Linked DNA regions of Mus musculus: region 2 is linked to region 1. A link is a loop called in an ENCODE intact Hi-C map of the cell type or tissue named here. Cell type or tissue: left cerebral cortex. All regions are shown on one strand. Each heading gives the region's core, and the rest is flanking DNA. Links, peaks and the distances in the headings are about the cores only.

Evidence for each region. Peaks named below come from ENCODE experiments on the same cell type or tissue, not always from the same donor. Only the 100,000 strongest peaks of a DNase experiment are listed, where the experiment ranks them.
Region 2: a loop joins it to region 1, with 22 times the contacts of the local background. A loop is called at or near these places in 2 of 42 quality-filtered maps.

What each region holds. Positions count from the first base shown.
Region 1 is chr8:28,514,399-28,519,788 of GRCm38, forward strand. No RefSeq gene overlaps it. Among named protein-coding and RNA genes, the nearest start is that of Gm26795, 76 kb to the right of the region's middle. In left cerebral cortex, for the core only: no CTCF peak of the experiment used is centred there; no DNase peak of the experiment used is centred there.
Region 2 is chr8:27,286,478-27,291,867 of GRCm38, forward strand. No RefSeq gene overlaps it. Among named protein-coding and RNA genes, the nearest start is that of Eif4ebp1, 29 kb to the left of the region's middle. In left cerebral cortex, for the core only: no CTCF peak of the experiment used is centred there; a DNase peak (open chromatin) is centred at 3,223.

The sequences.
Region 1 (5,390 bases), core at 155-5,154:
CACTCCTAGTACCACACCACCTCCAACAAGGGCACACCTGTCCTGTCCAGCAGGACCTAGTTATTCCATGGGTGGAGGAGGACCAAGGCCTGCGAGAGAAGCAGGCAGAGGAAGGGGAGGGAGACCAAGCAAAGAGTTGTCAAGGTCTGCTTAATAAAGGCTCAGAGCCAGGTTACAAGCACACAGTGAGAGAAAATAGGGAGGGGTTGAGGGGGCATACAGAGAAAGGGATGGGCATCTGGGGCAGATGCTGATTACAGGCTTCTTCCAGCTTATCTTGGAATGTCGGCCCTAAAACGGTCCCGGGCAGCCTTCAAACATTCTGCAGTTTATCTTGGAGTGCCTGTCCTGACTAAACAGTCCTTGGCACCAAATGGAGACATGAAGGAGGGAGTGAAGCTGGCAGTCCCAGGCCCCAGGTGGAGACAATGAAGGACGGGGTGACATAATTCCCTTCAAAGGGTCAGCTGGATCTTTAGGGTGAGAGTTACTGGTGGACCTAGTTTCCCACAGTTTGGTCTCTCACACCCTTGGTCTATAGGAAGACTACTATTTAAGTTCCATTAATAACTATTAAAGTTCTGTTAGTAAGTTGCTATGTTGAAAATGTTTTCCAACTGGATGAGTTCTCTAGTGGAGTCAGGGTCTTTAATGTATAGAATTATACCATTTGCAAATAAGAATACTTGAATTTATTTTTCTATGTGTGATTTTTTTGTTTGTTTTTTTGTTTTTCTCTTATATTATTTTGGTAAGACTTTAAGCAAAACCTTGAAAAGGAGTAGAGAGAGTTGGATATTTTTATTTTGCTCCTGAGGTTAGTGGGACTGCATCGTTTGTGTGTGTGTGTGTGTGTGTGTGTGTGTGTGTGTGTGTGTGTGTTTGTGTGAAATCTCACAAGGCATTACCCTCGGAAGAAGAGCTACAGGCAATTCATGGTTGCTGAAAGAGGGAGATATATTTTTTTTCACCAGGGACAAGACTGCTGGCAGGTTAGCCAATCCCAAGAGGTCAGCCATATATATGCCTATGTAACAATTATCATTAAAGAGAAAGATGTTGTACATTTGGAGCATGGGAAGAATTAGAGGGAGAAGGGGCAGGGGTTTCTGGTGGTGAAGTAAAAGCAATCCTACATGTGAAATCCTAAAAAAATCAATTAAAATAATAATTAAATGATACAAAATCAGACCAACAGAAATGGTTAAGAGAAAATCGTGGTAATATAAAAGAGCAGATTCTTTTTTTTTTTTTTTTTTTTTTTGCTTTATTTTTGCCCTAAACACCCTAAACAATATACAGTCATTGGTGAGAACTGAAGAGCCATGATCCATTAGAGAAAAAAAAAAAGCAGAATGCAAATCATACCATGATTGTTGGTTAAAATGCTTACTTGGGACAAACACTGAGAATTAATATGCTAAAAGTATATTGCTTTCAGAGAGGGGATATGTTACTTCAATGATAATTTCTCCCAGATTGCTTTAGTGCAGTTATTAAGTTGGTTGTAGCTAACCCTAGGAAATAGCCTACCCTGTGTGTAAGGTGAGTTAGAATCTGAGGGAAAAAAAGACTCTGTCACCCAAGTCCCCGCCCCCACAACCCAACAACCAAAACAGCTTTCAATATAAGAATGATACAAGAATTTCCATTTCAGTAATGTCATCAAGATGAAACATATAGCTTTTCATGTAAAGGGAAAAGATGCTGACATACGATAATCTCTGACTTCATGCTGGTACTAGAAGGATTTGGAGAATGGATCCCATTTGAGAGAGCAATACAGAGCTATTGAACTGATCCTGAACTCACCACAGAGGACAGTACCCTTGGACCCTAGAGCAACAGAGGAAATTGCATGCCTTTCCTGTCCACATATTATCCAAAAAGCTACACTAAAAGGTAAAATCTTTACACAGCGCTCAAAGGAGGATATGGGAATTCCTTTGATAAGTGTCAACAATACAGTATCCCTGGGTAGCTGGTCTACTAAGGGGAGGTCTGCAAAAAGATGACATTTTATAGTTCAAATGACAAGCAAGTATCCAGCTTTATAGACCTGACGAAAACAGATAGATTTGCAGTTGGCTGAAGAGATGGTAGATTTATGCATTTAACAAACACGATGATGGCTGGAGGAATACAGAAGATTTCTTTGTTCTAAAATATATTGAGTTGGGCCTGGTGGCACATGCACTCAGGACACGGAGGGAGATGATTCTCTGTGAGTTCGAGGCCAGCCTGGTCTACAGAGAAGATTCCAGGACAGCTGGGACTGCACAGAAAAACCCTGTATCAAAAAAAAAAAATCAATCTGTCTGTCTGTCTGCCTGTCTGCCTGACTGCCAGCCTGTCTGTCGTCTATCTATCTATCTATCTATCTATCTATCTATCTATCTATCTTTCTATCTATCTACCTATCATCTGTCTTACAAAATAATAGGTTTCTTCATGTCATCTTGATGTGTGCATGTCACACACTGTGACCATAGCCACCAGCAGCTTTCTGACACATGCTTTAGGAAAGAGGGTAGGAAATAGAAACAACAAACAGCATAGCAGGATATTAACAGTGTCCATTTCTAGTGTTCTCTGCTTTTTAGTTATTTAGTTAGCGCAGACCAGACTGTGAAGCAGTGTATTTAAATGCCACATATTTTAAAGATGGGAACTTCAAGTCTGTATTTACCATATTGACTTTTAAACTATCAGTTCTGGGAAGTTTGAGTGGCCACACACATGACAGGCAGCCAGAAACCTTATTGTGTGTCTCATGTTCTCGACTGCTATTCTCACACATGGAGATAGCCATTTGTAGCTGTCTATCTATCAGTTACCACTCCAGATAGCCCCTTGGTGGACCTCAAGAACCATCTCGAGCAGGCTCTCTACTCATCTCTGCAGCTCTGAGTTGCAGCTGGGTGCTATGTAGGCTGCATCTGTGCTTTCTGTGGAAGAGTCAGTTCTTTTCTCTGGAGGCAGCAGTCCCTGATGTTGTAGACTTTCCCACTGCTGTTAATCTCTGGAACTCCAATGGAGAGACTATAGAAATCTAACTACACACTAAGTGGCCAGGAAGACACTCAGAGAAAGGCAAAGAATGCCCTCATTTCTAGATAGCAAAGTAACTGTATCACCCTTCTTCAAGGTACTCATCCTGCTTCAGGTGCTGTGGGTCAGGGTGATCAGGAGACTTATGGACTGTCGCCCATCACATGTATGCAATTCATCAGAAAATAGAACTATAGCAAAAACCTTATAAAAGGAGGTGCTCATGTAACCTGAAGCCAAAGAGGTGGAAATTTGTGTGAGTGTCAATGGAAGAGGAAACTGTGGGAATTAATCATGTGACAGATTTAGAGATCGCTTCTCCCAATTTACTAGGTCCAGCTCTTGACTTGTAACCATGGCGAAGAAAATATGAGCACAGGACAGGGAGTCTATCCTGATGGCAGGACATAGACTTTAATGATTCCCTACAACACATCACATGAACAATAAAACGGCAAGTACATTGCTGATGAAAGTCTAAGAAGGTTTGGGATAAAAAATGAGGTGGCCCTGATGACCATGTACGTTGAAGTCCCACAAGAATTTTTCTTGAATCTGTTGTAGTGAGCACATCCTTCCTGTGTTTGCCATAAACTCCCGGCTCATCTGGTCTGAGGATCATTTACCAAGAAGGGGCCAGACTATTTAGCATCCTAACCTATGGCTGGATTTGAACAGAAGAGAACTAGAGAAAAAGGTCAAAGCTGTGTCCCGAGATGCATTGTTCATGAGGGTGAGGTCTGGAGTCATCCTTTGCTTCCAGAGTCAATTTTCACTTCAGCCTAAAGGATGATGAGATGTGTAGTCTTGGTTGTCAAGTTGATTGGACCTGGAATCAAGCAACAGAGAGGCTTGTCGGGTGAGGATGCTTTAGGTAGTTTCTGGAGGAGCCGGCTGAACAGGGAAGACCTCTTCCAGAGGCCCCGGGTGGAGGTACCTGGTTATAAGGAGGTTGGAGGGAAAAACTTTTACCTTTTCCTGGCCACCTCCCCCTCTTGTTGGCCAGTGAGCTTACTCTGTTGGTGCTTTAGTCTGACGTTTTCTGCTGAGATTGGGCTCCAGATTCCTGGTCTTTCAGTGTGGACTGAAGACCAGTGGCTTCCCAGGGATTCTCTAGACCTACAGTACTAGGTTGAAGTCCCCCAAGGAACCCCACTCCATGAACTGAGCAACTACTGGGTTCTCAGCCTTCCCAGTGTTCAGCCAGCCATTGTTGGACTATCCACTGTAAGCCAAGCTAATATGTACTCTTTATAAGCTACATCAATCTATCAGTTCTGTTTCTCTTGAGAATCCTGGTGAATACAGATTTGAAAGTGTTGCCTGGGGAAGAGCCATTAGCCTTTTTTTTTTCCTGGCTACAAGGTGTGAGCTTCTTCCTCTCATTACTCAGGCCTGCTAGAGTGAACTGGCAGCTCCTAAACATGGAGCCCCAAGAATATTCCTCCCTTTGTTTGTAAATGTAATGTTCTTTCTCACCTGCTTACCCGATGGCCATGGAAGAAATCCTCTACTGAAAGCCTTCTTTACTGACTTTACATATATGTGTCTGAGTCTCTCTCTTCTTTCTTCCACTAATACCTTCATGAAAGTTGGCATGACTGAATGCATTTCTGCTGTACCCTCAGTGCACTTAGCAGGATAATGCCTGGGTGGCTCATCACCTGCTTTTGTCTTAGCACTATATCAAGCCCCACAGCGATCAGATCCTTAAAGAAGCTGGGAATTTCATCAGCAAGACAGTTTTAGCATAGTATGGTCAGGTATACTGGGTGTGTCCTGAGGCAAGGCACATCGTGGAGACTGTAGTCTTCACTGACCTGGTATAGGGACTGGGGTTCGATAGAAAGCTCTGGAACAAAGCTAGCTTACACAGAACCTTCCACAAGGCTGACTGATTCTTTAGCAGTGGGGAGGTTGAAGTGTTGCAGGATGTAGGGTGTAGCTTTTGCTACTCTGCTTTAATGCACGCTTTGGGAACAGAACCATGCTACCAGCCCCTGCCCAAAGAGTACTGGATCCAAAAATGAAGAACAAAGACACACACATGTTGATCAGTTTCAATCTTCCTTATTGGCTCAATTGCTAGGCACCTCCAATCTACCGTGGCTATTGTGCCCTTTCTAATACTCTTAGCTTATCCCTCTCAGCCTGCACTAGCTTGTTACTTTTAGTCCTAGCTGGACACCCTAACCTCCCTCCTGGAGAAGCGGTGTGGGGCCACTCCATCTGAGATCGTACATGGCTGGTTGGCTTTTCTCCCTCTGAAGAATGGTGCAAATCTCCTTTCCCCTCTCCCTGGGTCTGCTAGATCACCTGTGTGGATCCAGAAGTCCTAC
Region 2 (5,390 bases), core at 194-5,193, 1.2 Mb before region 1:
CAGATACACACTCACAGACACATACAGACCTATACACTCACAGACAGACAGACAGACAGACAGACACACACACACACACACCATGAATGTAGGAGTTAGGGATAAGAGAGAATAATTGGGGGGCATGTTTAGAATACACTGGATAGAAGTTATGGAAATTATCAAAAATAAAACCGGGAAATTAACAAGTGTCACTTTCAGTGGGGAACGAACGTGACTCAGTAGTACATCATTCTAGACCCTGGCATTGTGTCCCAAACCCAGACCTTTGCTTGCCCTTGTTCTATTTTTTGATAGTCCAGCTCACACATTTGAGGGGTCACAGGTTTAATATATACATATATACACATATACATATATATAGGCATATATATATATACACCTCAATTTATCTATGTATCTATATATGTATCTATGTATCTATCTATCTTTCTGTCTATCTATCTATCTATCTATCTATCTATCTATCTATCTATCTATCATCTATCTACCTATATCCTATTTGGGTTAAAGAAAAAATTAGACCTTAACAAATTGAGAAATTTTTGCAAAGAAAATGAGACAGTGAGCAGAATAGGAGAGAAAAAAGGCTTCTAACTGTTCTTCTGACAGAAAGTTAATTTCAGGAATGCATAAATACAAAGAATGGTTGGAGAGCTGGTTCAGCTGAGACAGGTAGGTGCCACCAAGGCTGATGGTCCAGCAGAAGTTATTCTCAGACAACACATGTGCCATGGCATAGCCCATAAATACCAAGAAGAATATACAGGAGATAACATCAACAAAAACACACCACCATCTATGAAGCTTCTCTTGCGGCAGAGTTCGTTACAGAAAACCACAGTTGGTCAAAATGCAGAGGGCAATGGGCTGTGAGGTGCCCCACACCAATCCATATATTTATAAACCACATATACACTCAAGGCGCAGAGAAACATTGTAGCAGAGGGGCTGGAAGACTGTAAGAGCCAGAGGACAGAGACAGCACAGAGGATCAGCTTGGAGATGGTGTCTCATGCATATACAGCAGGGAACCGGACCCAGGAAATCTCAACCCAAGTACCACCTAACCAACAACATCATTTGACATGCCAAAGTGGATGTGTGTGTGTGTGTGTGTGTGTGTGTGTGTGTGAAATCTCACAAGGCATTACCCTCGGAAGAAGAGTTATAGGCAATTCATGGTTGCTGAAAGAGGGAGAAGTATTTTTTCACCAGGGACAAGACTGCTGGCAGGTTAGCCAATCCCAAGAGGTCAGCCATATATGCCTACGTAACAATTATTATTAAAGAGAAACATGCTGTGTATTTGGAGCATGGGAAGAATTAGAGGGAGAAGGGGCAGTGGGTGGTGGTGGTGGTGAAGTAAAAACAATCCTTCCGTGTGAAATTCTAAAAAAAATCAATTATAATAGTAATAAAATGATACAAAATCAGCCCAACAGAAATGGTCAAGAGGAAAACGTGGTAATATGAATGAACAGATTTTTTTTTTGCTTTGTTTTTGCCCTAAACAACATACAATCATTGGTGAGAACTGAAGAGCCATGATCCATTGGAGGAAAAAAAAGGAGACTGCAAATCATACCATGATTGTTGGTTAAAATGCTTACTTGGGACAAACACTGAGGATTAATATGCTAAAAGTATATTGCTTTCAGAGAGGGGATATGTTACTTCAATTATGGTTGAAGCTAACCCTAGGAAATAAGCTACCCTGTGTGTAAGGTGAGTTAGAATCTGAGGGAAAAAGAGTCTGTCACCCAAGTCCCCGCCCCCACAATACAACAATCAAATCCTCTTTCAATAGAAAAATGATACAAGAATTTCCCTTTCAGTAATGCCGTCAAGATGAAAATTATAGCTTTTCCTGTAAAGGGAAAAGATGCTGACATCTGATAATCTCTGACTTCATGCTGGTTCTAGAAGGATTTGGTGAATGGATCCCATTTGAGAGAGCAATACAGAGCTATTGAACTGATCCTGAACTCACCACAGAGGACAGTAACCTTGGACCCTAGAGCAACAGAGGAAATTGCATGCCTTTCCTGTCAAACACATGATCCAAAAAGCTACACTAAAAGGTAAAATATTGACACAGTGCTCAAAGGAGGATATGGGAATTCCTTTGATAAGTGTCAACAATACAGTATCCCTGGGTTCAGAGCCTTGGACCTGTAGCTGGTGTACTAGGGGAGGTCTCCACCCAGATGACATTTCATAGTTCAAATGACAAGCAAGTATCCAGCTTTATAGACCTGTCGAAAACAGATAGATTTGCAGTTGGCTGAAGAGATGGTAGATTTATGCATTTAACAAACATAATGATGGCTTGAGGAATACAGAAGATTTCTTTGTACTAAAATATATTGAGTTGGGCCTGGTGGCACATGCACTCAGGACACCGAGGGAGATGAGTCTCTGTGAGTTCGAGGCCAGCCTGGTCTATAGAGAAGATTCCAGGACAGCTGGGACTGCACAGAAAAACCCTGTAAAAATATCCATTTGTCTGTCTGTCTATCTGCCTGTCTGTCTGCCTGTCTGCCTGTCTGTCTGTCTGTTTGTCGTCTATCTATCTATCTATCTATCTATCTATCTATCTATCTATCTATCTATCTTTCTCTCTGTCTCTCTATCTCTCTATCTATCCATTTATATCCATCCATATATGTGTCTGTCTGTCTATCTATCTATCTATCTATCTATCTATCTATCTATCTATCTATCAGTCTGTCTTATGTCTATCTTACAAAATAGTGGGTTTCTTCATGTCATCATGATGTGTGTATGTCACTCACTGTGACCATAGCCACCAGCAGCTTTCTGACACATCCTTTAGGAAAGAGGGTAGGTAATAGAAACAGAAACAGAACAGCAGGATATTAACAGTGTCCATTTCTAGTGTTCTCTGCTTTTTGTTATTTAGTTAGCCCAGACCAGACTGTGGAGCAGTGTATTTAAATGCCACATATTTTAAGGATGGGAACTTCAAATCTGTATTTACCATATTGACTTTTAAATTATCAGTTCTGGGAAGTTTGAGTGGACATACACATGATAGGCAGCCATAACCCTTACTGTGTGGCTCAAGTTCTCGCCTGCTCTTCTCACACATGGAGAGAGCCATTTGTAGCTGTCTATCTCTTGGTTACCACTCCCAGACAGCCCCTTGGCCAACCTCAAGAGCCATCTCGAGCAGGCTCTCTGCTCATCTCTGCAGCTCTGAGTTGCAGCTGGGTGCTATGTAGGCTGCATCTGTGCTTTCTGTGGATGAGTCAGTTCTTTTCTCTGGAGGCAGCAGTCCCTGATGTTGTAGACATTCCCACTGCTGTTAATCTCTGGAACTCCAATGGAGAGACTATAGAAATCTAACTACACACTAAGTGGCCAGGAAGACACTCAGAGAAAGGCAAAGAATGCCCTCATTTCTAGATAGCAAAGTAACTGTATCACCCTTCATCAAGGTACTCACCCTGCTTCAGGTGCTGTGGGTCAGGGTGATCAGGAGACTTATGGACTATCTCCCATTACACGTATGCAATTCATCAGAAAATAGAACTATACCAAAAGCATTATATAAGGAGGTGGTAATGTAGCCTGAATCCAAAGAGGTGGACATTTGTGTGAGTGTTGATGGAAGTGGAAACTGAGAAAATTAGTCATGTGACAGATTTAGAGATCACTTCTCCCAATTTACTAGGTCCAGCTCTTGATTTGTAACCATGGTTATTAATATATGAGCACAGGGCAGGGAGTCTATGCTGATGGCAGGACATAGACTTTAACCATTTCCTACAACATATCTCATGAACAAAAAAATGGCAAGTACATGCTGATGAAAGTCTAAGAATGTTTGTGATAAAAAAACAAGTCGGCCCCTGATGACCATGTACGTTGAAGTCCCACAAGAAGTATTCTTGAATGGCTAAGATCAAAAATTCAGGTGACAGCAGATGCTGGCGTGGATGTGGAGAAAGAGGAACACTCCTCCATTGTTGGTGGGATTGCAGGCTTGTACAACCACTATGGAAATCAGTCTGACGGTTCCTCAGAAAACTGGACATAGTACTACCAGAGGATCCAGCAATACCTCTCCTGGGCATATATCCAGAAGATGCCCCAACTGGTAAGAAGGACACATGCTCCACTATGTTCATAGCAGCCTTATTTATAATAGCCAGAAGCTGGAAGGAACCCAGATACCCCTCAACAGAGGAATGGATACAGAAAATGTGGTACATCTACACAATGGAGTACTACTCAGCTATTAAAAAGAATGAATTTATGAAATTCCTAGCCAAATGGATGGACCTGGAGGGCATCATCCTGAGTGAGGTAACACATTCACAAAGGAACTCACACAATATGTACTCACTGATAAGTGGATATTAGCCCAAAACCTAAGATACCCAAGATATAAGATACAATTTCCTAAACACATGAAACTCAAGAAAAATGAAGACTGAAGTGTGGACACTATGCCCCTCCTTAGAAGTGGGAACAAAACACCCTTGGAAGGAGTTACAGAGACAAAGTTTGGAGCTGAGATAAAAGGATGGACCATGTAGACACTAGCATATCCGGGGATCCATCCCATAATCAGCTTCCAAATGCTGACACCATTGCATACACTAGCAAGATTATGCTGAAAGGACCCTGATATAGCTGTCTCTTGTCAGAGTATGCCTGGGCCTAGCAAACATAGAAGTGGATGCTCACAGTCGGCTATTGGATGGATCACATGGCCCCCAATGAAGGAGCTAGAGAAAGTACCAAAGAAGCTAAAGAGATCTGCAACCCTATAGGTGGAACAACATTATGAACTAACCAGTACCCCGGAGCTCTTGACTCTAGCTGCATATGCATCAAAAGATGGCCTAGTCGGCCATCACTGGAAAGAGAGGCCCATTGGACTTGCAAACTTTATATGCCCCAGTACAGGGGAACGCCAGGGCCATAAAGGGGGACTGGGTGGGTAGGGGAGAGGGGGTGGGTGGCTATGGGGGACTTTTGGTATAGCATTGCAAATGTAAATGAGCGAAATACCTAATAAAAAATGGAAAAAAAAAGATAGAAAAAAAAAAAAAGAAGTATTCTTGAATCCGTTGTAGTGAGCACATCCTTCCTGTATGTGCCATAAACTCTTGGCTCATCTGGTCTGAGGATCATTTACTGAGAAGGGGCCAGAGTATTTAGCATTCTAACCTATGACTGGATTTGAACAAAGTGAAAGAGAGAAAAAGTGAAAGCTGTGCTCCGTGATGCATTGTTACTGAGGGTGAGGTCTGGAGTCAGCCTATGCTTCCAGAGTCAATATACACTTCAGCCTAAAGGATGATGAGATGTGTAGTCTTGGTTGTCAAGTTGATTGGATTTGGAATCAAGCAGTC